2 separate regions of the Homo sapiens genome follow, and region 1 is linked to region 2. The links are chromatin loops, found by intact Hi-C in ENCODE. Cell type or tissue: GM12878. All regions are shown on one strand. Each heading gives the region's core, and the rest is flanking DNA. Links, peaks and the distances in the headings are about the cores only. Region 1 has its middle 290 kb from the start of GUCY2F. Region 2 overlaps GUCY2F (guanylate cyclase 2F, retinal).

Region 1 (16,424 bases), core at 3,618-11,617, 200 kb after region 2:
TCTGTCTTTTCCTGCACTTTTTAGGTTTGGTAGGCTATTAATTACTGTCTCAATTTCAGAACTTATTAGTGGTCTAATTCAGGATTCGACTTCTTCCTGGTTTAGACTTGGAAGGGTGTATGTGTCCAGGAACGTATCCATTTCTTCTAGATTTTCTAGTTTATTTGTGTAGAGGTGTTTACAATATCCTCTGATGGTAGTTGCATTTCTGTGGGATCAGTAGTGATAGCCCCTTTATCATTTTTAATTGTGTTTATTTGATTCTTCTCCATTTTTTTCTTTGTTAGTCTGCCTAGTTGTCTGTCTATTTTGTTAATCTTTTCAAACAACCAGCTCCTGGATTCATTGATTCTTTGAAGGATTTTTTTTGTGTCTCTATCTCCTTCAGTTCTGCTCTGATCTTAGTTATTTCTTGTCTTCTGTTGGCTTTTGAATTTGTTTGCTCTTGCTTCTCTAGTTCTTTAAATTGTGATGTTAGTGTCTCGATTTTTAGATCTTTTCTGCTTTCTCTTGTGGAGATTTGGTGCTATAAATTTCCCTCTAAACACTGGTTTAATTGTGTTCCGGAAATTCTGATACATTGTGTTTTTGTTGTCATTTGTTTCAAAGAACATTGTTATTTCTGCCTTAATTTCATTATTTGCCCAGTAGTCATTCAGGAGGTTGTTCAGTTTCCATGTGGTTGTGTGGTTTTGAGTGAGTTTCTTAATCCTGATTTCTGATTTGATTGCTCTGTGGTCTGAAAGACTGTTTGTTATGATTTCCATTCTTTTGCATTTGCTGAGGAGTGTTTTACTTCCAATTATGTGGCCAATTTTCGTATAAGTGTGATAAGGTGCTGAGAAGAATGTATATTCTGTTGATTTGGAGTGGAGAGTTCTGTAGATGTCTATTAAGTCTGCTTGGTCCAGAGCAGAGTTCAAGTCCTGAATGTCCCTGTTAACCTTCTGTCTCATTGATATGTCTAATATTGACAGTGCAGTGTTAAAGTCTCCCACTATTATTGTGTGGGAGTCTAAGTCTCTTTGTAGGTCTCTAAGAACTTGCTTTATGAATCTGGGTGCTCTTGTATTGGGTGCATATATATTTAGGAAAGTTAGCTCTTCTTATTGCATTGATCCCTTTACTGGTATGTAATGCCCTTCTTTGTCTCTTTTTATCTTTGTTGGTTTGAAGTCTGTTTTATCACTGACTAGGATTGCAACCCCTGCTTTTTTTGCTTTCCATTTGCTTGGTAAATATTCCTCCATCCCTTTAATTTGAGTCTATGTTTCTCTTTGCACTTGAGATGGGTCTCTTGAATACAGCAGACCAATGGGTCTTGACATTTTATCCAATTTGCCAGTCTGTGTCTTTTAATTGGGGGCATTTAGCCCATTTACATTTAAGGTTAATATTGTTTTGTGTGAATTTGATCCTGTCATTATGATGCTAGCTGGTTATTTTGCCCATTAGTTGATGCAGTTTCTTTATATTCTCAATGGTCTTTACAATTTGGTATGTTTTTGCAGTGGCTGGTACTGGTTGTTCCTTTCCATGTTTAGTGCTTCCTTCAGAAGCTCTTATGAGGCAGGCCTGGTGGTGACATTATCTCTCAGCATTTGCTTCTCTTTAGAAGATTTTATTTCTCCTTCACTTATGAAGCTTAGTTTGGATGGATATTAAATTCTGGGTTGAAAATTCTTTCCTTTAAGAATGTTGAATATTGGCCCTCACTCTCTTCTGGCTTGTAGGGTTTCTGCAGAGAGATCCACTGTTAGTCTAATGGTCTTCCCTTTGTGGATAACCCAACCTTTCTCTCTGGCTGCCCTTAACATGTTCCCTTTCATTTTACTCTTGGTGAATCTGATGATTATGTGTCTTGGGGTTGCTCTTATCTAGGAGTATTTTAGTGGTTTTCTCTTTATTTCCTGAATTTGAATGTTGGCCTGTCTTTCTAGGTTGGGGAAGTTCTCCTGGTTAGTATCCTGAAGAGTGTTTTCCAACTTGGTTCCATTCTCCCCGTCACCTTCAGGTACACCAATCAAACATAGATTTAGTCTTTTCACATAGTCTCATATTTCTTGGAAGCTTTGTTTGTTCCTTTTCATTCTTTTTTTCTCTGATCTTTCCTTCTGCTTTTATTTCATTAAGTTGATATTCAATCTCTGATATCCTTTCTTCCACTTGTTCAACTCGGCTATTGATACTTGTGTATGCTTCACTAAGTTCTCGTGCTGTGTTTTTCAGTTCCATCAGGTCATTTATGTTCTTCTCTAAACTGGTTATTCTAGTTAGCAATTTGTCTAACCTTTTTTCAAGGTTCTTAGTTAACTTCCTTGCATTGGGCTAGAACATGCTCCTTTAGCTCAGAGGAGTTTGTTATTACCCACCTTCCAAAGCCTAGTTCAGTCAATTCATCAAAATCATTCTCCACCCAGTTTTGTTCCCTTGCTGGCAAGAAGTTGTGATCCTTTGGAGAAGAAGAGGTATTCTGGTGTTTGGAATTTTCAGCCTTCTTGCCCTGGTTTCTCCTCATTTTCGTGGATTTATCTACTTTTGGTCTTTGAGGTTGGTGACTTTCAGATGGGGTCTCTGAGTGGACGTCCTTTTTGTTGATGTTGATGCATTTCTTTGTGTTTGTTAGTTTTCCTTCTAACAGTCAGGCCCCTCTGCTGCAGGTCTGCTGGAGTTTATTGGATGATCCCTCCAGACACTGTTTTCCTGGGTGTCACCAGTGGAGGCTGCAGAACAGCAAAGATTGCTGTCTGTTCCTTCCTCTGGAACTTTCTTCCCAGAGGGGCAGCTGCCCAATGTCAGCCAGAGCTCTCCTGTATGAAATGTCTGTCTGCCCCTAGTGCGAGGTTTCTCCCAGTCAGGATCAGGATACACAGGAATCAGGGACCCACTTGAGGAAGCAGTCTGATTCTTAGCAGAGCTCGAATGCTATGCTGGAAGATCTGCTGCTCTCTTCAGAGCCGTTAGGCAGGGAAGTTTAAGTCTGCTGAAGCTGCTCCCACAGCTGCCCCTTCCCCTGGGTGCTCTCTCCTAGAGTTATGGGATTTTTATCTATAAGCCCCTGACTGGGGCTGCTGCCTTTCCCTCAGAGATGCCCTCTCCAGAGAGGAGGAATCTAGAGAGACAGTCTGGCCAGAGTGGCCTTGCAGAGCTGCAGTGGGCTCCACCCAGTTCAAATTTCCTGGTGGCTTTTTTACACTGTGAGGCTAAAATCGCCTACTCAAGCCTCAGCAATTGCAGACGCCCCACCCCCACCAAGCTCGAGCATCCCAGGTCCATCTCAGACTGCTGTGCTGGTAGTGAGAATTTAAAGCCAGTGGATCTTAGTTTTCTGGTCTCCATTGGGGTGGGATCCACCGAGCCAGACCACTTGGCTCCCTGGCTTCAGCCCTCTTACCAGGGGCATTAATAGTTCTGTCTCGCTGGAGTTCCAGGCACCACTGGGGTATGGAAAATAAAACTTTTCCAGCTAGCTTGGTGTCTTCCCAAACAGCTGCCCAGTTTTCTGCTTGAAATCCAGGGCCCTGGTGGCATAGGCACTGGAGGGAATTTCCTGGTCTGTGGGTTGCGAAGACCATGGGAACAGTGTAGTATCTGGGCCGGAGTGCACCATTCCTCATGACACAGTCCCTCATGGCTTCCCTTGTGTAGGGGAGAGAATTCCCTGACCCCTTGTGCTTTCTGGGTGAGGTGACATCCCACCCTGCTTCGGCTCACCCTCTGTGGGCTGCACCCACTGTCCAACCAGTCCCAATGAGATGAACTGGGTAACTCAGTTGGAAATGCAGAAATCACCCACCTTCTGAGTTAATCTCACTAGGAACTGCAGACCAGAGCTGTTCCTATTCGGCCATCTTGCCAGCAATCTGGGAAAAACAATATAATATTTTCTACGGTCAGATTGCATGTGTGTGTGTGTGTGTGTTCCATATAAGCTGGAACACACACACACACACACAAACCTGACACCAAAAGTTTTCAGTGGGGAAGAAAATAGAACGGGAATGATTTTTCTCTTTCTCTATCACCATGATTGTTCCCCACTGTTTGTCTTAGCTTTTCCCCATCACTCTCAGTCTCTCTTTCACTCTAAGTTTTTCTCTCTATCTTTCTGTCTCTCTGTGTATATCTGCCTCCCACTCTATTTATTTGTATATATCTCTCTCAGTCTCTCAGTTTCAATCATACTTTCTCTCAATTTCCCCCTCTGGATGTGTATATATGTATATGTGTGTGTGTCACTGTTTCTTGATTTCTCTTTTTTTCACATTCCATCATTGTCACTCATTGTATCTCTTTCTCTCTTCTTTCTCTGTGTATGAATATGTTTATCTCCCTCTCTGTATGTTTATGTGCCTCTCACTGTGTGTCTCTATATATGAGTGTGCATCTATTTATGTCTGTGTTTGTGTCTTTGTGTGTTTATCTCTTTCCATGGGTGTCTCTGTCTCTTTCTCACACCACACTTACTCACTAGGCCTGTCTCCTAGGCCTATCTCCTAGCCATAGAGGAAACAAAGCAATATATTCTGGAACACTGCACCGATTCAGAAAGAAGTGCAGTAAAGTGGAAGCTTGCTAGATAAGCATAGGAACACCTTTCACCCTCATTCTGCTTGTTCAACTCTCAAGACAATGATGGTCTAAATGCAAATTGCTACTGAGGTTTTTTCCAAGGCCATTATTTTTAAATAAGTCAGCAGAGCTATCCTTAAATATTGGACAAAGATGAGGATGCTTACAAAGTATGATTTGAGAAAGCCCACACACAGCAAAATTTGCCGTAATTCTGTCATGCTATCTTTAGTGACTCATTTCATTAGCTTCAACATTGCCTCCTTCTGACTTTTCTCTTTGAAAATGCAAATGTTCTCAATGAGATATTAGTGGCTTATGAGAGGCAGAAGTTTCTTCTGACTACCTAGAATGGTGTGTGCATGCATGTGTTATATGTGTTTGTGTGTGTGTGTGTGTGTTATTGGAGGTGAAAGAGAATAGAAAATGGAAATAAAGAAAATTAAAGAAAAAATAGGAGATCCACTATCATTCACTGGGCAAACTTGGCCAAGTCACTTAGTTTCTGTAGACTTCAGTCAGAAAATGTAGGGAAGTAGTGATAAGGGAGTGGATTAGGTAGGCTTCAAGCCCCTCAACCCCGACTTTAATTAGAAACTCACCCCTATTACCAGGTCTCTGTATTGAGTTTTCAAACAAGATTTTGATTGAAGAAATTTAAAGAAAATAAGTTTGGAAAAAATTACTGGACTAGGTAAACTCTAAGTTCCCTTTCTACTCAGAATGTCTCTGATTCTAATCCTAAAGCCCAAGCATAGGACTACCTCCAGAAATTAGATATAGCTCATTTAAGAAAATGTATAGTAAAAGGGGATGCCAAATAATTTCATTGGTCAGTAATTCTTCAATTTGTATACTTAACTACCTTTGTTGTACTCTTTTATAAATTCCTTTGGTCATTTGACAGATTTATCCATGCTTTCTTGTAAGCATAAATTTGTAAACAAAATCCCATTTTCCTGTTGATTTACATTTTAGAGTCTAAAGTGAATATACCCACAGAAAAGATAAGAGCCTCAATATGAACAAAAACACACTTAGAATGCAGCTTAGCTTCATTTTAAAGCAGAAAACAAAAGAACAAATATTTTTCTGAAAAATATTAGTCTGTGTCTGCATCACATACAATTTGATTATGCCACCATTAAAATATCATGTTAATTTGGCATTTGGGGGAATAAAGGGGGGCACCTGGACATGGTCATCTTCCTAAAGTGTAAAATAGAAATCATATTCTCACCTCCAACAGTCCATAGGACATTTCCCTTTGAAATTTGAAGGCAACGGCTTTCATCTGACTTTGCCTTGAAAGTTGCCAGGTATGCATCACTATTATTGAATCCAGTAGCTTCACCCCATTCAGTAGACTCTGCTAATGAATCCTTGTGTTCTTTCCCATGCATGGTGTTTGTATGAGCTGAAAAGCATAAAAATTCAGAATAGTTGTTGGAAATAGCTTCATGACCCTGTTCAGCATTTCAAGTGACTTTCCAATAAAGTTCCCTTTAAATGTACTTCTAATGGTTTGTAAATAAAAGCTGTTCCCTTATCTCCCCAGCTTTGGCCTGCTGAACAATGTCAAGGAATCTTTCTATGAATCATTTGGGGTAAAGCTGAAGAATCTAATAATTGTAAGAAGTAGTCTCTAATTTGTGGCTTTTAGGAAATGTAGTTTCACATCAATTGACTCTTCCTGTAGCTGAAGAAAATCCCCAGAAATTCATATAGTTTCATAATAAGGCACATCTGTATTCTGAGTGCCTGAAAAGCCCTCTAAGATGCAAGCCAAAATATAATGCAGTGTTTCTTTTTACCAACTACTCACATGTCTCCACATTGTCAGGGATTGGGGGGCCAGGATGCATGATAATTCAGCAATCCTGCCCTCCTAATGATTCAGAGAGACCTTGGTAGAACACAGCAGCTATCTCTTTCCATTGCTGTTTAGTTGTCCAGGGAAAAATATTGCTGAGCTGTAAGAAAGATAAAATGAGGGAAGACTAGTTTGATTTGGTGGAAAATGTTAATGATAAGCTATTTGAAAATAAAATAAGTATTTTTTCAAAATTTTCATACATAATAAGGTGAAACAGGCTAACCAAGGGCTTCCTAATAGGACTTCCTCCAGGGATCTGCTTTCAAATACTGGTAGGAAGTTTAGCTAATTAGCTTAACAATTATAAATAAATGAAGGGAGTACTTTTAAAGTATTGAACAATGCATGGAAATTTTAAAGAATTTTATAAATCTTTGCAGGAAAAATTTGTTTACCATTGTAATTAGCTTGGCAAATTGGCTTCTTAGAGTATAAAAATAAAGTAGGCTGGTTCCTTGATTTTCACCAATTCCAAATTAATGGATTCCAAACTAAGGTCATTTGACTACATGCTGCCCAGCTTGTGTTCATTCAGTTCTTTCCCCTACACCTCTGCATCCCCACCCATAACTAATGTAACCCCAACAGGGTATTTTTTTCATTAATAGTAACTCTTGCATAGAAAGAAATTAGAGAAATGAGTATTTGTTGTTGGTGTTGTTCACCGTTACTCCTTCTGGAAATTGATTGAACAAAGCACTCTTCCTCTAGGCCACGTGACATAAGAAAGTGGGTTTGAAATACTGGACCCTTCTAATGAGATTGTACCTATATCTATGATGAAAAAGTTCTCTTCACAAGCTTATTGTGTACACAAGAGAAATATTAGCCTACTTCAGTGTGAAAACCTCAGCAGCAGCATTTGTATCCCCAAACTGAATGTCCTAATTATAAATGAGCCATGTCTATTTGTCAAACCACTTACAGATCTCTGAGATGTATAGCTTTGCCTTTTATCCTCTTGTCTCAGTCATTGGGATTACTTTATGTACTTGAAAGTAATGAGATTGCATTTTCCTCTCCAAATATCCTATCACTCATACTTTTCATTTAAGGCAGACTGACCTTTCCCCCCAATTAGAACAAATTAGTGACGTTTTACTTCATCTCAAAACCACTGAGCCATTGTAAGGGCAGAGTCGATGATGGGGCCCTAATGGGGCCTTGAAAGATGAGCAGGAGAAAAAGGAACAGAGAAAGCAGGACTAAAAGAAGTAGGGGTAGGGATTCAAGGGATGGTGAAGAGGGCAGGTGGTAGTAGTAGTGTGTAGGACTCAAAGGAAAGTAAAGTAAATGAGGGTGGGGTGACCTGGAGACAAAGGAGAAAAGCCTAGGGATTGCAGAGCAGGTAGGGTGTTAAGACTGCAAAAGAAGAAAAACAGACAGACAGGTTGTGAGGTACATTGAGCCTCAGAATGGGAGGACACAGGAAGAGTAGTGAAGGGGCTGCCCCATCTGCTTATAAGTGACTCATTTGCTCCTGCTCTAAGCAGGACAAAGCTCTAGCTTACTAACTGGCTGTCAGTATTTCTGTCTTACTGCCTTTTCTCTTTCATTAATAATAGTCATACATTAGGATAAATAGGTAGATAAGAGGTTGCCCAAGGAGCAATAGTTTTGTTAAAAAAACAAAGGATGGTATCAGAGTCAGACAGTTTTATATTAGATTTACTGTGAAGTCTGGCAAGCTATCTAATTTCTCAGAGTTTCACTATCCATATTCATAATTAAGGGCAAAAAATGCTACTCTCTAATGTTGTGGCTAGTATCAAATTAAATCTTGTATAGGCAAGGGCCAAGCACAGGGTCTGGCATGTAGTAAAGGCATAATAAGTTAGCCCTGGATACTCGCAACAACTTTTACAGATAATACAAAACCATGTGTAGCCCTTCATTGGTACTGTCAGATAAAAATTATAGGAGTCCATTGTTTTGGACTAAGCTTCTGCACTATGCCCCAACGGACCAGACTAAAAACAAAATGGAGTCACCCACGCTAAAGTTCCACATTACCAAACACGAACTAAGTTGTTATCTGACTTTCCCAGAAATCAGGAGAAAGAGGTAACTGCCAGTTTCACACACAAGCCAGTTTAAATCTTCAATTGGCATCATGATGAAGTTCCCTCTCCTTTTATCCTTACCAAAAACAGGGTAGCTTGAAGTAATCAATGTTAACTAATCAGTTATTTTTCTACTCTTCTGTCTCCCTGTCCTCATCTTATAAGAAATGCATCTTTGAAATAACTATTACTCTTGTTCTTTCCTTCTGTTTTCTTCAGCCCTTCTCCATCTATAAACTTCTTCTCTTCATCTTATTTGAACACTTACTCTATTTTATGAATTAATGTCACCCAATTCTAAGATCATAAATAAAGCCAATTGAGATCTTTAAATGAAATTTGTTGTAATTTTTTCTTTTGACCCATCCGGAGGCCCTGAAGGGATGTGAAAGAGACTGCTGAAGACCTGAGACCCCTTGAGGAACACAGGAAAAGGCACTGCTAAACCCATTTTCTGGAGGGCATACTCTGTCTTCCTCTTGGATCCCCAAGAGTTTTGAGTAAGTTTCTCTCAGATCTGAGCTCTGCTCTCTTTTGCATTTGAGCTCTTTGATATACTCAGCTTTGAGTGTACTAAGTCTAGTTTGTGCTGTGAGAGAGTATTTGATTTTGTGATACCTAGGATTAGTTTGTGCTGTGGCAGGGCACATGACTTTTGGATTTGTGGTGGCTGACAAGTCACTGGCAATGGCTGCATATTTTGCTGTCTCTTTGGAGATGTCTTCTGTATGGTTCCATAAAAGGTTTGAGTTAAGCTCGTAAGAATATGGCTGGACAGAAATGTAGGTTGCACCCAAATTTCGGCTGGCATATGGCCAAACAGAAATTTGGATTGCACTCCATTTGCAGATAGAGTAAAGGACTGCAGTTTTAAAGGTAACTGACAGCAGTTGCAGTAAGTGGTTATTACTGTATGGGGCATAAAGTCTGGCTTTTGGAATTTGCAGATATGTGGGATCTTTTTTCTTGCAGGCTTACTTAAGGGAGGCCTCAGATATCTGACTGCTCAGACAGAAACTGGAAAATCATTGGTGAAGTTGGTAAAGAAGATCTTAGATCTAAAGTCATTTGGGGTCTGAGAGACCCGAGATCAAAATAAAAATGAGATTTTTAATTTTGAAAGATCTGAGTACTCCATCTTCCATTAGACTTGCCCCTGTTTTTGTGTATAAGATTTCTGGCCTTGGAAGCTACAAATATTTATGAAACTGGCAAAATCTTCCAAAAGATAATTAAGAATTACCATGGCCATTATGTGGAACATTCCAGATGAACAAGTCTGTAAGAAGAGCACTTGAATCCCAAGCCTCCCAAATTACACAGAAAGAACAGGATTCTTGTTGGCATTCAGAAGCTTCAAAGAGACAATAGAATTTTAACATAGTTTTTTAAAAAAGATTCATTGCAAAAACCTAATAAAAAGCTAAAAATGCAAGGTATTTACCATACGAAGGATGATAGAACTGACATGACTCCTACCACTCCCCTTTATCCTACTTTGCTTGAATATTCACAGTGTACTCCTGAATATTCACAGTCTACTCTCTGTCTGAATTTCCTTTCTTCTCTGAAAAAAACAAACATTTTTCTTATAAGACTAGAATTACCCCAAAATTGGAGACAATCCCCAAGTGACTTACAGTCCCCAGACAAAAATGGAGCTCAGGGCCATAATTTAAAAATACCCTAAAATTAAGGAAGACTTTCAAAAGTTATCTAAAGGATTCAGGGTCTTAATTATAACTTATGACCCATGATACTTGCTCTATACCAACTAATACACATGTTAGTGGGACCTGAGAAAGCCCAAAAGTGGATAAAAGAGGCAGAATATTATTCTCTTGAGAATGATAGCAAGGACCTGACAAGCCCTACTTGGTCTATTTATGGCCCAGGCAAAATCCAAAAGATCTTAAATAACCATTTGAAAGCCATTCCCAAAGTGTTTCAGTTCATGGCAACCAACAACCTAGAATAACTTTTAGGCCTGCCCCAGGGCACTTTTCCAATTAATGACCCCTAAAACACCAGTTTCCAAAAAATTGTTGCCATTCCTAGAAACAACTAGGACACTGAAAGAGGCATTGTCCCCAGAGATTTTGAGGAAAGCCCCTAAAAGAGGCTGCCCACCTTCTGATAATCTTTATGTTAACCACCAGGACCAAAGGTCCTCTGGGGGAAGCTCCAGTAAGTTTCTACCAGTTTTTCTTTGGCCTACTCATTAATGAGCTTCAAGTTGAAGTCTAGCTAAGAAACAAGAAAAGTTGAAAAGACTGCCTATCAAATTAAATGGTCTCCAAAAGACAACTTCCAGACAATTAGGTAGCTACTTTGAAACTCTTTGTAAAAGAAATTTACATCTGTATGGGAAATCTCCATTTGTAAGGGTATTTCCCTCTTTGCACCTAAACCACTAGAAACTTTTACAATAGTAAAGATATTGGACTTAAAGTTCACATAACAAACCTTACCTTTGTTTAAGGTACTTCTCTGATCATCTTGTCTTAATTTGACCTTTACATATGCCTTTCTTTTTCTTTTGGCAAATAACAGTGTTTAGATCTGAGTTCTACAAATTATTTAACTTGTTTCATCTGGGAAGGCATCCCTTTGAAAGTACAAATTCAGGGTTTCCTAGCTAGCAATTTCTTGGGGCAATGGAATAGGTGATTGAAAGAATGTCTAACATTCACATGCTGCAAAAATGGTTAACGGGGAAATAACATGAGATAAAAACTAGTTTTGTTTAATGTCTCATAGAACTTTCATGAATAGTTTAAACATAGTTATTAAAAACAAGTAAAATAGCTATAGATGTTTATAGATAAACTCTTCAAAGTTTCAAAAATATTTTTGGTAACTTGAAACCTTAAAGTGAAATTAAGTAATAGATACTCATTTTCATGGACGTCTGTGTGAAGAGACCACCAAACAGGCTTTGTGTGAGAAATAAAGCTTTTAATCACCTGGGTGCAGGCGGGCTGAGTCCGAAAAGAGAGTCAGCAAAGGGAGATAGGGGTGGGGCCGTTTTATAGGATTTGGGTAGGTAAAGGACAATTACAGTCAAAGGGGGGTTGTTCTCTGGCGGGCAGGAGTGGGGGTCACAAGGTGCTCAGTAGGGGAGATTTTTGAGCCAGGATGAGCCAGGAAAAGGACTTTTACAAGGTAATGTCATCACTTAAGGCAAGGACGGGCCATTTTCATTTCTTTTGTGGTGGAATGTCATCAGTTAAGGTGGGGCAGGGCATTTTCACTTCTTTTGTGATTCTTCAGTTACTTCAGGCCATCTGGGCGTATATGTGCTAGTCACCGGGGATGCGATGGCTTAGCTTGGGCTCAGAGGCCTGACATTCCTGCCTTCTTATATTAATAAGAAAAATAAAACAAAATAGTGTTGAAGTGTTGGGATGGTGAAAATTTTTGGGGGTGGTATGGAGAGAGCGAATGGGCAGTGTTTCTCAGGGCTGCTTCAAGCAGGATTAGGGGCGGCACGGGAATGTAGAGTGGGAGAGATTAAGCTGAAGGAAGATTTTGTGGTAAGGGGTGATATTGTGGGATTGTTAGAAGAAACATTTGTCATTTAGAATTATTGGTAATGGCCTGGATATGGTTTTGTATGAATTGAAAAACTAAATGGAATAAGAGAAGGAGAAAAACAGGTGTTAAAGGTCTAAGAATTGGGAGGACCTAGGACATCTAATTAGAGAGTGCCTAAGGAGGTTCAGCATAGTCCTGCCAGCAAAGATTATTTACTTTAAGAGTTAAGAGTGGCAGTTTGGGGATAGCACCAATATCAGCTGTGATGGCTTGGAGAAACAGTGTAAACCGGCAGTGTAAACAAAAGCAGGGCATGTATGAGTAGTTGAGAACGGTGAATAGGAGTATGACTAGACAGAAGATAGTAGGGATGACAAGTTTTTTGGAGCACAGTCCAAATTGGTCTGGTGTCTGGAATGAGACTGGGGCCTAATAAAAAGGAGTATCTATACAGGAGCTCAAATGGGCTGTACCCTGTAGCATTCTGAGGACAGGCCTGAATTCTGAGAAGGGAAAGTGGTAAAAGTATTGTCTAGTCCTTTTTAAGTTGGTGGCTGAGCTTGGTGAGGTGTGTTTTTAAAAGACTATTAGTCTGTTCTACTTTTCCTGAAGACTGAGGACTGTAAGGGATATAAAGGTTTCACTGAATACTTAGAGCCTGAAAAAATGCTTGGCTGATTTCACCAATAAAGGCCGGTCTGCTATGGGACTGTATAGAGGTGGGAAGGCCAAATCGAGGAATTATGTCTGACAGAAGGGAAGAAATGACCACGGTGGCCTTCTCAGACCCTGTAGGAAAGGCATCTACCTATCCAGTGAAAGTGTCTACCTAGACTAAGAGGTATTTTAGTTATCTGACTTGGGGCATGTTAAGTAAAGCTAATTTGCCAGTCCTGGGTGGGGGCAAATCCTCAAGCTTGATGTGTAGGGAAGGGAGGGGGCCTGAATAATCCCTGAGGATTAGTAGAATAGCAGATGGAACACTGAGAAGTTATTTCCTTGGGGATAGATTTCCACGATGGAAAGGAAATGAGAGGTTCTAAGAGGCGGGCTAGTGGCTTGTACTATAGCATAGTCTGCCTTTGCTGGTGTGTGGCAATTAGGCCTGGTGGAACTGCCATCAATAAATCAAGCGTGATCAGGGTGAGGAATGGGAAAGAAGGAAATATGGGGAAATGGGGTGAATGTCAGGTGGATCAGAGAGATACAGTCATGGGGGTCAGGTGTGGTATCAGGAATAATGTGGGAGGCCGGATTGAAGTCCGGGCCAGGAACAATGGTAATTGTGGGACTTAACAAAGAGTGAGTACAGCTGAAGGAGCCAGGGAGCAGAAAGTATATGCATCAGGTGTGAGGAAGAAAATAGATTTTGGAAGTTATGAGAAATGTAGAGAGTGAGTTGAACATAGTTTGTGATTTTTAGGGTCTCTAAAAGTATTAAAGCAGTGGCAGCCGCTGCACGCAGACATGAGGGCTAGGCTAAAACAGTAAGGTTAAGTTATTTGGACAGAAAGGCTACAGGGTGTGGTCCTGGCTCTTGTGTAAGAATTCTGACCGCACTAACCATGCCTAGGAAGGAAAGGAGTTGTTGTTTTGTAAAGAATTGAGGTTTGGGAGATTAATTGGACATGATCAGCAGGGAGAGCACGTGTGTTTTTATGAGAATTATGCTGAGATAGGTAACAGATGAGGATGAAACTTGGGCTTGACTGAAGTAATGGGGTCTGTCTGTGAAGCCTTGCGGCAGTACAGCCCAGGTAATTTGCTGAGCCTAATGGGTGTCAGGGTCAGTCTAAGTGAAAGCGAAGAGACGCTGGGATGAAGGGTGCAAAGGAATAGTAAAGAAAGCATGTTTGAGATCCAGAACAGAATAATGGGTTGTAGAGGGAGGTATTGAGGATAGGAGAGTATATGGATTTGGCACCATGGGGTGGATAGGCAAAACAATTTGGTTGATAAGGTGCAGATTCTGAACTAACCTGTAAGCCTTGTCTGGTTTTAGGACAGGTAAAATGGGGGAATGGTAAGGAGAGTTTATAGGCTTTAAAAGGCCATGCTGTAGCAGGCGAGTGATAACAGGCTTTAATCTTTTTAAAGCATGCTGTGGGATGGGATATTGGCATTGACGGGGGTAAGGGTGATTAGGTTTTAATGAGATTGTAAGGGGTGCATGATCGGTCACCAAGGAGGGAATAGAGGTATCTTATACTTGTGGGTTAAGGAGGGGGGATACGAGAGGAGGATGCGAAGGAGGCTTTGAACTGGGGAAAAGGTGGCAATGAGGTGTGGCTATAGCCTAGGAATAGTCAGGGAAGCAGCTAATTTGGTTAAAATATCTCGGCCTAATAAGGGAACTGGGAAGGTGGGGATAACTAAAAAAGAGTGCATAAAAGAGTGTTGTCCAAGTTGGCACCAGAGTGGGGGAGTTTTCAGGGGTTTTGAAGCTTGGCCGTCAATACCCACAACAGTTATGGAGGCAAGGGAAACAGGCCTTTGAAAATAAGGTAATGTGGAGAGGGTAGTCTCTGTATTGATTAAGAAGGGGACGGACTTACCTTCCACTGTGAGAGTTACCCGAAGCTCAGTGTCCGTGATGGTCTAGGGGGCTTCCGAGGCAATCAGGCAGCATCAGTCTTCAGCCGCTAAGCCAAGAAGATCTGGGAAGGAGTCAGAGAGCCTTGGGCCAGAGTTCCAGGGGCTCTGGGAGTGGCTGCCAGGTGAGTTGGACAGTCCGATTTCCAGTGGGGTCCCACACAGATGGGACATGGCTTAGGAGGAATCCTGGGCTGCGGTCATTCCTTGGCCCAGTGGCCAGATTTCTGGCACTTGTAGCAAGCTCCTGGGGGAGGAGGTTCTGGAGGAACCCCTGGCAGCTGCAGTTCAGGTGTTTGGAGATGTGTGCTGGAGACGTGGCTGGGGTTTCTCACAGTGGAGGCAAGGAATTGCAACTCAGAAATACATTGCTACTTGGCTGCCTCTACTCTATTACTGTACACCTTGAAGGTGAGGTTAATTAAGTCCTGTTGTGGGTTTGAGGGCCAGAATTTAATTTTTGGAGCTTTATTTAATGTCGGGAGCAAATTGGGTAATAAAATGCATATTGAGAATAAGATGGCCTTCTGACCTTTCAGGGTTTAGGGCTGTAAAGCATCTCAGGGTTGCTGCCAAATGAGCCATGAACTGGGCTGGGTTTTTATATTTGATGAAAAAGAGCCTAAACGCTAACTGATTTTGGGAGAGGTCAGATAAAGAAAAAGGAGCATTAACCTTGACTATACCTTTAGCTCCAGCCACCTTTTTAGGAGGAAATTTCTGGGCAGGTGGGGGAAGGCTAGTAGCGGAATGTAACTGTAAGCTGGACCGGGTGTGAGGAGGGGAGGTGATAAAAGGATTATAGGGTGGGGGAGCAGAGGCTGAGGAAGAATTGGGACTGGCTTGGCCTGGTGAGGAGGGGAGAAGTCAGATGGGTCTGTAGAAAAGGAAGATTAGAAAGACTCAGCGATGCTTGGGGTTGGGACTGAGGGGACAGGTGGGAGGGAAAGAAGGAGGATCTGGGATGAGTCACATTGGGAACAGAGACTAGGGAGGGAACAATGTATAAAAGAATGCCTGGATGTCAGGCACCTCAGACCATTTGCCCATTTTATGACAAGAATTATTTAGATCTTGTAGGATGGAAAAATTGAAAGTGCCATTTTCTGGCTATTTGGAACCACTGTCAAGTTTGTACTGGGGTCAAGCAGCATTGTAGAAGAAAATAAGGCATTTAGGATTTAGGTCAGGTAAGAGTTGAAGAGGTTTTATGTTCTTAAGAACACAGGCTAAGGGAGAAGAAGGAGGAATGGAGGGTGGAAAGTTGCCTATAGTTAAGGAGGCAAGTTTAAAGAAAAGGGAGAGTAGAGACATGGAGGGAAGCGGTTCGGGGGTTCTTACCCTCCAGAAAAGCAGGAAAGGGGTTGGGGCACAGAGATACAAGGTCAGGGCATGGAAATAAGGGATCAGGGTGCAGAGATATAAGAGGTTGGGGCATGGAAATAAGGGATCGGGGTGCAGAGATATAAGAGGTTGGGGTATGGAAATAAGGGATCGGGGCACAGAGATATAAGAGGTTGGGGTGCAGAGATACAAGGTTGGGGTACTTGCCCCTCCACCAGAAAAGTGGGACTTGCCCCTAAGGGTGAAGGAGAAGGGGCTGGGGGTTTCTTGCCCCCCAGAAAGGTGGAGAAGGGGTAGAGACATGGAGAGAAGGGGTTGAGGTACTTGCCCCTCTCCCAGAAAAGCAGGACTTGCCGCTAAGGGTGAAGGACCAAGGCAGACGTCCCTGTGTGGTCTGACACCTCTGAAACGTGGGTGAGTAATCAGAGAGGTGTCCCTGC
Region 2 (16,424 bases), core at 4,386-12,385:
CCTGGGCTCAAGACCAAATCCTGTTGTCTTAGAAGTGGCTACTATTCACGTGATAGCATCTCAGAACTGAAGGAGCCGGCTCAGAACACCTTTGCTCAGGCTTGAAAGAACCAGAAGGGTAGGGGAAGAACTGGTGGGGTCGGGGGTGGGGGAAGAGGTGCAGTGGTAGTGCCCTGTAAATGGGTCAGGGTGACAGTGAGGATGGGTGGTGACTTTTCCTATTTATATCTGGGTTCACCTTTCCTGCCCTGGCATTTTGGTGGAATGGATTTGTGATAAGGGGACCTGCTCCATCATCTCTGAGTTTGATGAGTAAGCATTTTCTGGTTCCCTTTTCTATTTTACTTCCAGTTTAAAACTTTTAATAAAGGGAAGAAGACCAATATTATTGATTCTATGCTTCGGATGTTGGAGCAATATTCTAGCAACTTGGAAGATTTGATTCGGGAGCGGACTGAAGAGCTGGAAATTGAAAAACAGAAAACGGAAAAGCTTCTAACACAGATGCTACCACCGTATGTGAGAACACCTGAGGAGTGTGAATCCTTATAACAGTGTGTTCTGTTAAAAAAAAAAAAGAGAAAGAAAAAAATTACCCATCAACTAACTGCTGCCTCCCCTTGTCCTGCACCTTCTCTTCTCCTAGTGGGCTTTAGTCACACCTTTAAATCAAAGTAAAATTGGAAACCAAGGGAGCAGAGCACACATCCTAATTTTCCACTACCTGTAGATCATGCTGGTCATTTAAGTTTTTGTGCTTGTTTTTTCTGTGTGTCACTTCGTGACTTTGCTAGGAGGTTGACCGATTAAAAGAAAGCAGTTCTTTGAGCTCCTAGAGGAAAGTAGCAAGGTCGTTTTTCCAGGTCTTTCCTCTCTTAGCTGAAAACCTTATCTGTTGCTACAGTTTCCAAGTTTTCCAGGGCACCTTACTTATTATGTTGTAACATGATCTTCTAGGAGATAATTAAGGAAACTAGCCTCATGAAAGGGCAATCACCTGGGAGCATTCCCCAGGGGTCTGAGTTAGAAGTATAGAGAGATGAAAACCCTCCACATGAAGGCACAGACCAGGTCTGTCCAGTGCTGTATTCCAGCACCTGGCACAGTTCCTGACCGATTGTAAGCACTTAACACTTATTTGTAGAATAAATGAACGAATTAATGTTTTCATCCATGTAACACTTTCTTCCTCATCATTTATTAGCAGTGATTTTTAGAGGTTTATTTGGTGTATTTTTAGCAGGTGTATGTGGCATGAAGGGGGACCAGTGTCATCTTAGGAATAGCTGTGTCTGCTTTTCAGATCAGTTGCTGAATCTCTCAAAAAGGGCTGCACAGTTGAACCTGAGGGCTTTGACTTGGTCACCTTGTACTTCAGCGACATTGTGGGCTTCACAACCATTTCAGCCATGAGTGAGCCCATTGAGGTCGTGGATCTTCTGAATGACCTGTACACACTCTTTGATGCAATAATTGGCAGTCATGATGTCTACAAGGTAGGTTAATTAGCAGGAAAATATATTCCATAGTGAAATTTTTATATGAGGCCCATCCATATGTATTCTAAAATTGAAGAATAAAATTTATGGAATATTGTTATTTAGGAATAACAAATTAAATAGTACACCCCTTCCATTGGTATATCACTGGAAATGAGAGCCGGGTAGAATGCATGTAATTTCCCAATTTACAAAATAGCAACTTTCAACCCAGCAAAAGATTGCCAGTCAGATTTCTTTTGAACTTTTTTTCTAGAATTGGGACTAAGAAGATGTTGGGACCAAGAGAGTTATTGCACATCAGTGGCTGAGTACTAATAGTGTAGGCAGTACTGTACTAGGCACTGAAGGGGATAAAGAGGAAGTATTGGTGTTTTGCCCATAGGTGGTGACTGCTACAGAGTTCATCTTGGTAAGGTTTGTGTAGATCTAATACATGCTATAAAAATTTGGTCTCCTCCTTCAGGTACTGTTTTATATGGAGAGAACTTGACATTATAGCAGGGAAATATTAGACTCGAGGCTCTTTGGGATTGCTACAGGGTAACCGAAAAGCTGCCTATTGGTCTGAGGTCTGGGGAAGTGATTAATTGTGGGGTGGCAAGCCCCTGTTCCCACCTTCTCTCACTCCTCCAGCCTTTGAATTTTCACTCTTTCTATTAGAGTTTGCAAAATGACTGCATTGACTAATTTTGATGCCATGCCTCCTTACCTTTTTTTACATATGTTGTCTTGTCTCTAGGCAAAAATGACGAAAAATCTCATAGCTGTGCAGGGACATTTCTACATTGTCTGCATCATGGATACTTGTCTTATTGATGGAGAAAGATGCCCCAGGCATCCTAAACTTTAGACAGCTTCTCTGTCCCAGGACCAAAGTAGAGCTGGAGAATGAGTAGCTCCATTCATTGGATTCTTCACAGTAGTCTGAAATGTTCTAGCTCTCAAATCACACACAAGAAAGTGTGTTTATCTCAGATTAGACAGGGCCTTTTCAGGTCAGATAGAGAGCCTCAGGGCTAGGCCAAGCCACCTAAATAGGGCTCAGAAATAAACATCATACCTGTCAATCAGCAGGAGCTGCAAGCTAATCAAGAAGCACACATGGAAACCACGATGCAGGAAAAATCCATGGAATCAGAGTACCTGTCTTAACTTGTTGAACTCAAGCAGCCTGAAGAGAAAAACAAATCACTGAAAGCTAATTCAGTTGAAACTAAAATCAAAGATGATTCAGCGTGGGCTGTAACACAGCTACTGGTTTAATCAATCCAGCTGATTCTGTTCAGACAATTGTTGGGGGTCTTAGCAATAGGCCATTAGATATTTTGGTACTTAATGGTTGCAGTAGGGAGTTAATGGGCTGTTCTCAGAACAGAGCAGGGCTATATAAATCCAAAAATGAAATTTATTTTTTTCAGCCCTATTTATTAAAAACAGCACAGTGCAAAGGAAATAAAAATTGAACCAGCAGCAAATGACCAAACTCATTTGTGTTTTTATTTTCTTTACCTGTAAAATTTGAATCACCTCCCCTGGTACTTGATAATCTGAAATGGAAGTGAGAAGGCTACTGTAGAATTATGAAGTTAGTGATTCAGTTTCAGTTTTCCTGCCACTATCTGCATCCCAATCGCACCCTTTTCTAAACCTCCTTTTCCCTCAGCACCCTTGTGTTGACTGACACAACCCACAATTTTCCACAGCAGTCTGTACACCAAGACCATGCATGCCCATACTCCCTGCTCTTCTAATCTCCTCATCCATATCCTTGGGGCCTCCTGGGTGACTGACTCATCAAAGCTAAAGGGTCAACAACTAATCTCTGATAATGGCCAGCCACTGACTTCCCCTTGCATGTAGCATTTACATTGTAATCCTTCCTTCCTGTGTGCAGGCTGGCATGCCTATCTGAGGGTAGGTATCCTTTCCTCAAATTGCACAAGGTAAGGGAGACCTTGGATGGAAACATGTTGAGGCAGAAAGTCCTATAGATTGAAAGGATTATTGTTATTGGCTATAGTAATTCATGATGAGGAGCCTATTGCTGATTGCTAAACTTCTTTCTCTGGAGCTGAATCATACCCACAGTTCCAGGGCTGGTTTCAAGATGTACCTATTTGATAATGATGATGATGATGATGATAATGTTGATGATGATGATGGTGATAGCTTGAACTAATTATATAGTATCATCCAATAGGCAGGTTTTAAATGCTTTGACATATATTAAATTATTTATTCCTTAGAAAACCCTACGAAGTTTTTACTATCATTATCACTATCTTACAGATAAGGATACTGAAGTACAGAGAGATTAAGTGATTTGCCCATGGCCACACAGTTTGTAAGTGTTGAATCTTAAATGCTAATCAAGATGGTATAACTTCAGAGTTTCATGTTCTTAACTGTTGTATTCTGTGAGTGCAGTTCTCTGGGAACACATGGGTTTTAACTGGATTCAAACTTGTAGTAACACAGTCTGACTGGCGCATTTCATAAAAAGTCCCTTCAGCTTAGTTATTTTTTGGATTTACCCAAAAAGTTTCAACTTACTGGTTATCTAAAAGTGAGCACACTTCTGTGGGGAAGGTGAGGAACATAGATTTGGCTTTATTTCCAAGTGTCCAGCCCTAACCGTCCCCTGCAAAGCAGTTGAGGGCCAGTACTGCTGCTCCTCAGGGAGGTAGCAGTAGGAGAGGAGGAGGTAACTGGTGGAAAGAGACTCAGTTCTCATACCCAATAGGCCTGCAAAACTAACTTCATCGTATTAGCAAGGCAAAGCAGAGGGAATGTTCTTCCTTTCCCCTTCCCTATATTTTCCTTAAGGCTACCCTAGCTTATTTACCCCAAATAATCTATAGAAACATTTGCTGGGAAGCATCATAGGCACTTTCTCCTAAGATGCTCCCCCATGGACACCCTAGGGACAGTCCCAGAAATCTCCCTTTTCTCTTCTCCCCAAATGTCTCAGAGCCTGGTATTTTTCTAAGGTCAATCAGGAGCCTGTGAGGTAGCTACACTTATTTCAGAATCTCTTGGTGTGGGGCCTAGACTTCAGTATTTTTAATAAAGCTCCTTAAGCAATTCTAACATGCAGCCAGACTTGTGGATCATTGACAGTCCCTCTCTGCCTTTCTCACTTTACAACAAGACCACCTGGCCTCCATTATACCCTTACAGCTCTGTGCTAAAAAGAAGCACAAATAAGTTGTTTGCTAATTCTATTTTTCCTAATTCCCAGGTAGAGACCATTGGAGATGCCTACATGGTGGCTTCAGGCCTCCCAAAGAGGAATGGCAGTAGGCATGCAGCTGAGATTGCAAACATGTCCTTAGATATCCTGAGCTCTGTGGGCACTTTCAAGATGCGGCACATGCCAGAAGTGCCGGTCCGAATTCGAATTGGCCTTCACTCAGGTAATAACCAGTTAAAGTAAGAGGAAACATTCTAATGCGCCTCTAGGAAGACTAAAAAAGAAAGGGAAAAAGATAGCTCTCCCCTGATTCCTGGCCACCGGATTATCCAGGTGTCCGGGCTGCATAATTCCTTTATGCCTACCCAAATTTACTCTCCTCCCAGTACCTGCACTAACACAGTGGGCAGCAGCTCCTTGTTCCAGGTACTAAACTCTTTTAATCTACCATTTTGGTTAGAGGCAATATTTCCATGTTTGACTATGCTACAAGATCAACAGGTATATGTTGTAGTTAGGATAATTCATTTAATTAATTAAAATCCCTACTTCTGAATTATTTTCCTCCCACATTCATTACCTACTAGCTCCTCTTGCTTCTGTATCCACTCCCCACCTTTTTCTCTCTGCTCTGCTCTTCTAGGCTCCTTTCCTTCCCCCATCCTTTTCACCCCTTTCCTACCAAACTTCTTTAAAAAAATGAATGACATCCACTGTGCCATTTCTTCACTGTCCACTCCCTCCTTAGCCCCTTTGCAATCTGACTTCAGTTCTCACCACTTTCCCCGGTCCTTGTCTGCCTTTACCTCTGCAGCATCTGGAATTCATGACAAGCCTCCCTAAAATGCTCCTCAATTGGCTTTTATGACATGCTCCTCACTCTGTGAATGCTGCTTTTCACTTTATTTACTGGTTCTCTTGACTCTTCCTGTTCTCTAACATTTTCTGCAAAGCTCTCAGTCTTGTGATCTTTTTGCTGTCTGCATGTCTCACCTCTAATTTATTACTCAACCCACAGCAACCTGACTTTCATTTCCTACCACTGTCTGATAATTCCTTTTGTCTCTAATTGTCCCTTATATTGGTCTTCTCCAGTGTTCTGTCAGGATCCACTGTTTTTCTCCTCCTACATACTCTCATGGGTGATCTCATTCATATCTGTGGTTTAACTACCACTTGTACGCTGATGACTTCCAACTCCACAGCTTTAGTGCAGTCTTCTCCCTTAAGCTTCAGCCTTCTATATCAAAATTCCTGCTGATATGCCCACCTGAATGTTCCACATGGACCTTAGACTCGACACATCTAAAACAATTATTTTTTTACCCATACAAACTTCCTGCTCTTCTTATATTTATTCTCTATTTCAGTTGGTGGTACCACCATTGACCTAGTTACTCCAGTTAGTCTTGAGAGTCATTCTCTTTGACTCCTCCCTTACTCTGACCTTTAACGTTCAACTAACTACTAAGTCTTGAACACTCTTTACCTTTTAAATATTTATTGATCTCTCTTGTCTCTTATTCACTCTCACAACCCAAGCCTGGGACACCAAGATCTCTTGCCTGGATCACTGCAATAGCATCTTCTTGCTTTCACTCTTGCCTCTTACCATCCATCCTTCTCATAGTCATCAGCATAATCTGTGTTTCCTTGTCTGTCCTTCCATTAGGCTTTAAGCTCCTTGGTGGCAGGAAGCATATCTTACTCATGTTTGTATCCAGAGTTCTTAGCACATAGCAGGCGTTTGATTTTTTCTTTTAGAGAAAAGCCCTCATCTGTCATTTGTGCTTCAGTTTCACATTTCCAACCCCCCTCAGCATACCTCTTCTTGTAGGGTTCACCATTATTTCAAATTTAACATATTTAAAACTTCAAGTCATCTTTTCCCACAAATCAGCATAAACTCACAAGCTCATGGCAATTTTCTCATGGTTGTCAATCAGACAGCCAATAAATCTGTTGATTCTTTTACGTCTCTCTTATTACTTCTTCATGGCCATCCACTTCTTATCATTGCCTCCTTTTAAGTACTTTGTGCTTGGATTACTGCAGCAGCCATCTGGAGGGTTTTCCTGGTTTTACATTTTCCCCTTTCAATGCATTTTATACACTGATCTGAGAAAAAAGATCATGCAATTCCTTGCTCAAAATTCTCTAGTGGTTCAAGATCCTCCATCTTGTACAACCCACTTAATCCAACCTTGTCTCCAGTTTCTCGTGAGCCATGTGAACTAGGCAGACTGTTCTCTCTAAGAGCTTCCCAAATTCCCTGTACAATCCCAACCACAAGCCTTTGATTTATGTCCCTTTTCCACTGTTCAAATCCTACTCACCCATCAAGACCTAGATCAAATCCTACCTTCTCCACTGGACCCTTCTTGATTGAGTCAGGTCCTAATAAGCACCTCCTCCCATTTTCTGAGTTATTATAGCACCTCTGTCTGTGCTTCTTGCCTCAGCCATATGTTGTCTTGGGTTACTGCTTAATTGCTTCCTCTTTGATAGTATCTTCTCTTCAATTAGACTATAAATTCCTGGAGAACTGAGACTATGTGTTACATTTCTTTTTTATTCCCCTTGGTGCCTAGCCGTAAAAACAGAGCAGAAGGCCAGGCATGGTGGCTCATGCCTGTAATCCCAGTACTTTGGGAGGCCGAGGTGGGGGGATCACTTGAGCTCAGGAGTTCGATACCAGCGTGGGAAATATGGTGAGACCCCCTATCTCTTTTTAGGAAAACAAAATCAGAGCAGAAACCAGAAAGTTGAAGGTGAAGAACTTTCTGGATACTCCCAAACTGACTTTTCAGTACGGCTGCTGAAGTTTTCTCAATTACCTTGAACACTTAACACAGCCATATTAAAATGTAAGAACAAAAAATGCTAAATGCAAAATATCCTTTGATTATATATACATACTGCTTTTCCATGCCCCAACACAGATAATTGAAAGTCAGCTCTATTTGTTTTCAGATTTTTGAAATGTTTTAGAATAATTCTCTTGATAGACACAGTTTGGGAACCAGATAAACCCATGAAAGCCTTTCTTCCAACCCTAAGGCACAAGAAAAAGTCACATTTTTTTCCTTACAACAAACATGTTTGGACCCTGAATCCCTGCCCAGGCCTTTCTGGTTTGGGTTTGATACTTGTTTGTCCCTGTTGACAAATATAAGCATCTCAGGTGTAACTGTTACGTGGAACAAAGGTATACATCAGAAGGGCAGTCATGTCTGCATTGTTATAAATTTGCTTTCTTGTAGGGCAAAGAGTTCACTACTCATTGTGTCTTTCTTCAGATTCACAGAGCTATATGATGGCAACTTTTATTCTTTTACAAAGATACATTCCTTCCTCTTTGCACTATTCCTCTATTAGCATTGGGTGCATACCTGTTGACTGTAATTCCAACCCCCTGATACTCTATAGGGCCGGTTGTTGCTGGAGTGGTGGGCCTCACCATGCCCAGATACTGCTTGTTTGGAGACACTGTGAACACAGCTTCTCGGATGGAATCTACAGGCTTACGTGAGTACCTAATAGAGAGATGGATAGGATGGCACCACTCTGCTATTGAGAAGGTGATTCTTCTTCAGAGAGGTGAAAGAGAGCAGGATACTTGATGTTTCAATGTTTTAAAGAAAAATAAAAGATAATTTGAGAAGATTAAGATTTATCACGGATTTTCCTGGTCTCTAATGGCAAACCAGTAGGGGGTGATGTTGGACTGAACATGTACCTTTCTTTCTCTAGAAATGAAGCTGTAGCTAAGTGACACCAAAACAGCCACTCAATTTGATAAAAACAGCTAAAATAGTATTTTGGGTAAAGAAAAAAATTGGCCGGGCTTGTGGGTTTGTGGGAGTCATGTTGAGAAAAGAACTACATAAGGGACTAATATTTTCCATTTTTCAACTAGTTTGTGGAGACGCACTGAAGCCAGCTGCCTCCCAGCTGGCTGCTGTTTGCTGTTGCAGTCCCCTTTTTGAACCAGTTAGGACCCCAGGAGTTCTGGCTTCATCAAATAGCCTCTACAATTTAGCTAGCAATAATCCCTCAATCCAAGTAGCTTGGAATTCTGAAATAATTTATTGCAACTTCCCTGTATATAAAACCCTTAGCTTCTATCAAAACAGACATACTATCAAAGATACCATTTCTTCTCTGCTTCTTTGAAAAGAAAACTGTACAAACCATATGCCATTTGTCTGTTGTTTGTAAGATGCTGGCTCAACTCTTACTCGGTTATTTACTACCACTACAGAATCACAATGTGCCTTTTGCTTATATCATGGTTGAGCAAAGCATTTTTTATGCTACTATAGGAAAAGCATAGAGAATAACATTAAATTCTATATGCAGTTTTCATTTTTCATGGATTTTGTACCAAAAAAGGGAAGAAACCACTTAAGCCCTTAGAAGGGCTTAACTCTGGCAAGACGAGTTCTTCCCAAGCTTCAGCACTGTACTCAAACTAGTCCCTGATGTTATGGTGGACTGTATCACAGTGGGTGGTGCCCTGTCTGACCCCACTTCCCATCACTCATGTGTAGAAACAGGCTTACACAATGGGTCCAGTCTTAGTCAATCTAGCCTGTGCTGCCATGATTAAGGAGGCAGTATGGAACTTAGAAGCTGTTGTCAGAATAAATTTTCTGACATCTGGGAAAGTCTTCAAACTCCTTAGATATGGCAGAGGCCATGGAAGTAGTCATCCAGGAACTGCTGCATTAATATAACTTTGCATATGACTTTACTCTTGAAGTGCAACCCAAGATGAAGTGAAATTTATCATGGAACTGCAATGCAGATTTGGCACAGTATTCTGGACTGATGTAAGCTTGTAGAAGGCTGAAGTCATATTCTGGTCTGAACCAGGGAAAACTCCACACATTTCACATTGGAAATACAAAGTTGAGACCAGAAATTGAATTTTGAGATGTAGACAGCACCTTGCCCAGTGATCAGCTAGAACGAAGAAAATGGAGTGAATCACCCACAGCAGGTGTTTATTAAGCACTGACTGTGCAAGGAAGTTATTGTGAAGCATACAAAGAAGTATACGCGTGTGCTCTCTGTGCTAAAGGAGCTGGTTAATGTGCTTTTCTAAAAGCTAATGACTATGACCCAAATATGACATTAAGCTCCACAACTGAATGGAGATCTGTAGAGAGGTAGCCTCTCCTCACATTGGATATGAAATCAGGACATGTCACATATCTATTAATAAAAAAATTATTTCATCAATATCTCCTTTGTGCTCAGTTGAAACCACTGAGATTCTGGAATGGAAGTGACTCGTGACCCAGTCCTGGAGTGATTCTCCCTACCATACAAGTGGATGGTGGTTGGTATGAGCTATCTCTCTTTTAAGCTGTGTGTTCCCTACCATCAAGATTACTCTACTGAAAGGCTCCCTGAAGACCAGATGCTTGTGGGATGCACACATAGGACTGGCTAGGAATATACTGGCTGGGCATGTGTATTTTAGGAATAGGTCAACCTTTTTTGAGTAAGGGCTTTGGATGATCATGAGTTAATGAGGAAGGCACAAACAAACAACAGTACTGAGCTATCAAGAGAAAGAAAGTCACTGTGAGTATACACAGCAGAAACTCCTTGCAGTTCTCTCCCGCCATGCCTTCCTACTCAGGTTGTAATCAGCTTTTTTTTTAAAAAAAATGATTTTCTCAAGCATGTGTGAAAACTAGCCTTGGACTTTTATTTAAGACTCAACCTCAACAAGGTCTCACTTCATAGGGTGACAGTTTTTAGAAATGTCAAGGATCTTACCTGAGTGAACAAGTGATTATTCTTAATCAAATAATTACCCTTAGGTTCTAAATAAAATTTTAACGTGGCAGTTCCCTATGTAAATCTCTTATCCCAGATTGAGATCATTGGTTAGAAAATAGTACATTCATGTGTAAACACAGCTAGGTGCCCCCACCCAAACGTCAGCTATAAATGTACAGTCTTCATAAAATATTTGTTGAAAGAGTTCTTGGGATATTTCTCATTGATGTTTTATTTTTAAGTGTAGCAATGTTGAGAGAGAGTTGTAAGAATGCATATGGAAAAGACATCATTTTGCCTAAGATATGTAAAGCATGAGAGTTCAGCCATAGTAGCAGCCTGTGAAAGAAGCTGCTGAAGTCAAGCTTTCTTCAAATGACGTCACGTTTCAGCTGAGAGCACAGTAGATGCTGGTTTCTCCATCTCAACCTTTGAGTTAAATTAACACCTTTCTATTGCATGGCCTTTCATTTAAGATAGTGTCTAGGAGGCTGATAGGTGCTACAACTAATGCCTTATTTCGGCCTGGTGAAGAAGGCCATCACTCCGTCTCCTCCTCTTGTGAAACCCTAAGTAAACCTCTCTCAGGACGTTGCTAATGGTCTAGTTCATTTACAAGTGAAGACATTTATTACATTGACATTTTCTCATTAATTTTGCCAGTGAGAAAGGAGCCCAAATCATGTCTCTCCTTCTTTTGCAGCTTATCGCATTCATGTCAGTCTCAGCACTGTTACAATTCTTCAAAATCTGAGTGAGGGCTATGAAGTGGAGCTTCGAGGAAGAACAGAGCTCAAGGTATAATGTCTTTTTGTTTTTTGAGCCAGACTACTTGGATACACCTGCTTCTGGAGAGGTCATGGTCTGCTGAAAGAGTTTACCTGGGAGTCTGAGACTCAGAGCTATAACTTGGGCAGAATCTTCAGCCCCATTTGGGGTTCCCAAAAGATTGCTCCATTTTGCCTCAATTTTCTTCTCTTTAAAATATGGCTACAGTGGGGAGGAGTATTGAGATTTTTTCTGCATTTTTCAGACTGTAAGTTGTATCTTTCTCTCTTAAAGAACTGCACAGAATTTGGCTTTCCAATGAGCTGCACTATTATTTACATTTTCTAACCTACATTTTTTCACTCTTTGGCAGTGCCAGACATTGTTCAATAAGCCATAGTAATTGTGAGTTTGGATTTTCTATTCACTTTCTCAGTGGCCACCCTTCCTGGGTGAAAGGCACCCATTGGCACACTATTTGCAGAGAGACTTTTTCTTTCCCTAAGAAACCAGGAGGAACAAAGTCAGTTTCTATGAAAGGCAAACATTTTGTAGCCCCTTTTTCCCTGTTAGAGTTATCACTAGACCTGAGATATAGGATTAGAATAATTTTAGTTTTCTTTTTTTGCCATTTCCACTGTGTTCTATTTATCTATTTCTGAATGACCAAAGACCACCGGTTGACCCAGTTGTAAAAGAGCTCAGTGATAAAATAATGTAACTCCCTCATTTTCAGATGAAAACCAAGGTCCAGAGAGGTGAAGTAGTTTGAGCAGGGTCACACAGTCAACTGATAGCAGAATCAGGTCAAGACTCAGGAAGCCTGACTTCCTTTTTAGTGACCTTTCCATGACACCATGCTGCATAAAGATGATTTTCTCAGTGACTATTTTTGGGCAAAGCAAGAGCAGGGCACTAAGTGATGCACAATTAGCTTCTGACTTTGGCATTCCTTTTCTAAACAGTGGCAAGTTACATGTAGCTAGATTTCAGATGTTAAAGTTTGGAAGGTCTAACTCTAGTTGACAACTTCCTCCTATGGCTAGTCCTAGTTTTTTCCTTCCAATAGGTCATTAGTATCTTCCAGGAGGTTGGATGAGTCACTTACAAGGGGACAGAGGCTCCTTTCCCACCTCTTGCAGAGAACTCAGACAGTAAAATGTTGGGGACAGGGATATTACTTGGGCAGCGAATCTAACTGTCCAAAGCTTTTGTGATCCTTCTATACATTCTGTCATATTTCAACAGAGGAGTAGAAATGCAGCTTGGTTTCCTGAAGACCTTTTCCTCTGCATTGCTGGGCAGAGGCCCCTCATTTAAAAGCTGAAGGGTTGCCACTTTTGAAACTGAAAAACGAAAATGCATCCCTGTCCCAATGGTTTTTATTGTCCCACAAATTCAATTCAGGAGCACTCACATCTTTGGGTGTTTCAAGTACAAAATCAGGACTTAACTTCAAAAGGGCCCTTTGCAGCTTCATGGTTTCCCCAACCCCAGGGAATTTGGGAACATTTCACAGCAAGTTGGAAGAAGAGCCTTTCTCTGATGCCACATTGGGCCTGGATTATTGTTGTGGCAGGGTCCTTATGAGGAGGAGACATTAAGAGGGAAGAGAAGAGGGCGCCTCAGAGGAAAGGAAGGGGCAAGGGAACAAGGAAGAGGAGAGGAAGTAAGGCCCAAGGAAAGGTCAGGAGAGGAGGAGAGATCCTTTCTGTGTCTGTACCCTCTACCTCCCCACCAGAAACAGGTGTTGTACTTTGCATCATAAGGGCTGGGGCACATGGGGTTTCTGGTCCACCAGGGACATGCAATATACCCCCAATAAGACCATGTCGCCAGCACACTTCAGAAATTCTGATTCAATATTTTCACTCCTCATCCACTCTGTGCTACTGGAAGCAAGAGTTGCTCTAGTACATGGGGCAGAAATATCACATTTGATGGTGAGCCCGGTGTGATTTCAAAGTTGATGGCTAGAAATGTCTTTTCCTTCCAGCTGACTGATGTTTGAAATTCCTCCATTAAAGCCTTTTCTCTTGGGCTCAAGGTTTATATCCAGTAAGAACCTTCTTCCCTCCACGCCATCTCCTCCACTAGGTTGATGACACTTTACGTTATTTCCCTTAGTGGAATCAAAAACATGGATTAATTGGGTGAGAGAGGAGAACATAGGGCAGTTGAGTAATTGGCTGGGTTGAGGTTACAAAGAAAGAGACCAAAGTGAGGAAGCTGAAGTAGCTTGGGGGAGGACTCATTTAGAGATGAGAAGCTCAGCCTCTTGGGCCCACTGCCCATTGCCCACTTCAAGCCCCTCTTGTACTATACAGGCAACAAATTATCAATGCCTAACTGGCCAGTTCTACTTTTTCAATATTTCTCGCCTTGTGGGCTAGTGATAAATCACTGTATTACCTTTTCTCGTACATGAGTCCTGTTTCAGTCACTATTTTTCTGACAAGTGTGGGGCTCCTTGCTGAGATTTTTGTATATATCTAGGCTTATCAGCTGTATTTACCAGAAACTTTTAGGTAGATTTACATTCTGGGGAGACTTTCTCAAATGACTGCTCTTCAGCCAGTTTATGTTGTTGCCAGAGGTGGACACTTTAAAAATATTTTGTAATTTTTTATTGTAAACTGACAATTAATAATTGTGTACTTTATGGGGTACAAAGTGATGTTATGATTTATTAATACAATGTGGAATAATTCAATCAAACTAGTTAACATAGCCATCACCTCAAATACTTAACATTTTTTTTTTGTGGTGAGAACATTTGAAATGCATTCGTTTAGTGATTTTGAAATGTACAGCATTATTAACTATATTCACCATGATATGCAATAGAGCTGAAAAAATCACACATATTCTTCCTCACTGAACAGATTTTGTGTTCTTACACCATCATCTGTTCATTTCACCCACCTTTGGCTTCTGTAACCACCATTCTACTCTCTGCTTCTATTAATTCAATTGTTTTAGATTCCAAATATAAGTGAAAACATGCAGTATTTGCCTTTCTGTGCCTGGCTTATTTCACTTAGCAAATATTCTTCAATTCCATTCATGTTGTCACAAGTGATAGAATTTCTTTCTTTTTAAAGGATGAATAGTATTCCATTGTATGTATACACTAAATTTTTTTTATCCATTCATCTGTTGATAAACAGGTTAATTCCATAACTTGGCTAATGTGCCTAGTGCTGCAATGAACATGGGAGTGCAGATATCTTTTTGACAGACTGATTCCAATATTTTGAGTAAATACCCAGAAGTGGAATTGCTAGATCATATGGTAATTCTACTTTAACTTTTTGGAGGAATCTTCATGCTGTTTTCCATAATGGCTGTACTAATTTACATTCTAGAAGTGGGCACTTTCTGAACTTGTCTTTGAATTCTGGGGTTAAACAGTATTTGGTTCTCAGGTTCCTAAGTATTAGTATTTGTTTTATTTTCCCCAGTCTTTCCCACTCATATCCCAACCCCAGCATACACACACAAGCAGTGTGTGTATGAGCATGTCTATGAGCACACACATGCACACAGACAGGCAATTAAGAAATAGTGAGATTGTACTGACAGATCCATGAAGGTCAGAAAGTTTTGCCTCAAATTCTTGCCCCATCACTGACTTAATGTCTGACATCAGACAAGTAATTTCACCCTCTCTCTGTGCTTTCGTTTGTCCACATAGAGGCCTCATCTGACTTGTGGTTATCAGGAAGCTCATTAATCTCACAAGCTTCAAATTTCCCAATAGTTGCTTTTTGGCCTCTAGATCTGCCTTTTGACTCCAGTGTGTTGGAGAAGCTTTGTGGTATGGAAGGAAGAGCATTTAAAATTTGGTGTCTAGTAGAGCTGGTTTCAAGTCCCAGCTGTGCCTATTTATTGACAAGTCATTTAATCTCCAGGAATCTCAGTGTCCCCATTCGCAGAATGAGATTAATAATTAACCTACATTCCAGATTTTTGTGAGGATTAAATAAGATAGGAGATACCAAAATGTCTCATAAGCATCATGCCAAAGTAAGATGCTCTTATATGGGGGATCTCTAGGACTGCTTGGGGATTGATATTGGGTCAAAGAGTTTGGTTCAGGCTTTAGTTGTTGCCATACTTGTTTTCTCTCTTTTTCTCCCTTTAGCAAAATTGTGGAAGTCAGGTAGGTAAACAGAGAACTGGGATTCTAAGAATTCTTTTGGATGGACTCCAAAACCTCAGAGAGCCCCTGGAGCTCCCCTGCATACTCTTTGATTTGGAAGCTTGCCTGAGTCCATAACACTTCTATCCTCTTTTGCAACCATTAGTTTTGGCATCCCAGTGTGTCCTAAGACCCACCCAAATCTTTGGACAATCCCTCTACAAAGCTCCCTTGGGGATTGGCATGCTGTTCTGTTAGCCTCTAGATCTCAAGACAAACAGTCAAATATGGCTGAGGGTGGGGGGCCCTTGAGTTTGAACTTTAATAGCATGTTTTTCCAAAATAAGATCCAGTGGTGTCTTGAGTATTCCAAGTGCACAAGGGCTGAGAGTTTCAATTAATGAAACAGTCTGATTATTTACTGGGCAACTGTCTGTATAAGACACTACACTAGGTACTGTGTAAAAAGAAAAAGCTTTGGAATCAGAGGAGTTGGGCTTCATGTGTTTAGAACCTATAACATGGCCTAATGGTTGTGTTTAACTGTACTGTGAGTTCCTTAAGGATGGAACCATCTCTGTATTCCCAGCCCTAGTACAGGAGGAGTGGAATAAATGAAAGAATGAGTGATGGAATATATTTTCAAGTTGCTTACCTCTTCTGAAAACAGAGTGGGCTCAAATAGTCCAATTATTTGAACTATTTGAGGCTTAGGGAGAGTCTGATGCCAGTTAATGGAGGTTGGACTATAGTGGTATGCTCTTTCTACTTGCCTCATAGAAGGCTTGTTCAAGCCTTGAATCAAATATTTGCAAAATGCTTTGAGATTCTCCAATTAAATGTGCTAATTATTATGGTTTTTGTCATTATTGTTAAGGGATAAATATATGTGATATAAAATAGGGAACAGTGGACTTGATATTTAAAGGGGTAAATCTAATTGGAATTTCTAAGTTAAACAATTCAGAACTGCTCCAAATGAGAGCTGCTGTGAGTGAGACCATATTTCAGATTAATGAGT

What was found. Hi-C counts contacts between places; a loop is a spot of excess contacts. Peaks named below come from ENCODE experiments on the same cell type or tissue, not always from the same donor. Only the 100,000 strongest peaks of a DNase experiment are listed, where the experiment ranks them.
Region 1: it touches region 2 in a loop (3-fold over the local background); 1 of 110 quality-filtered maps calls a loop at or near these places.

What each region holds. Positions count from the first base shown.
Region 1 is chrX:109,179,147-109,195,570 of GRCh38, reverse strand. No RefSeq gene overlaps it. Among named protein-coding and RNA genes, the nearest start is that of GUCY2F, 290 kb to the left of the region's middle. RefSeq lists enhancers at 10,504-11,071, 11,639-12,206. In GM12878, for the core only: no CTCF peak of the experiment used is centred there; DNase peaks (open chromatin) are centred at 7,668 and 10,670; H3K27ac peaks cover 390 bases.
Region 2 is chrX:109,376,983-109,393,406 of GRCh38, reverse strand. GUCY2F (guanylate cyclase 2F, retinal) reads left to right here. Exons shown (of 20, transcript NM_001522.3): 13 at 352-515; 14 at 1,304-1,496; 15 at 4,744-4,918; 16 at 8,125-8,223; 17 at 11,195-11,289. Among named protein-coding and RNA genes, the nearest start is that of GUCY2F, 97 kb to the left of the region's middle. In GM12878, for the core only: a CTCF peak has its summit at 8,418 (motif pointing right); no DNase peak of the experiment used is centred there.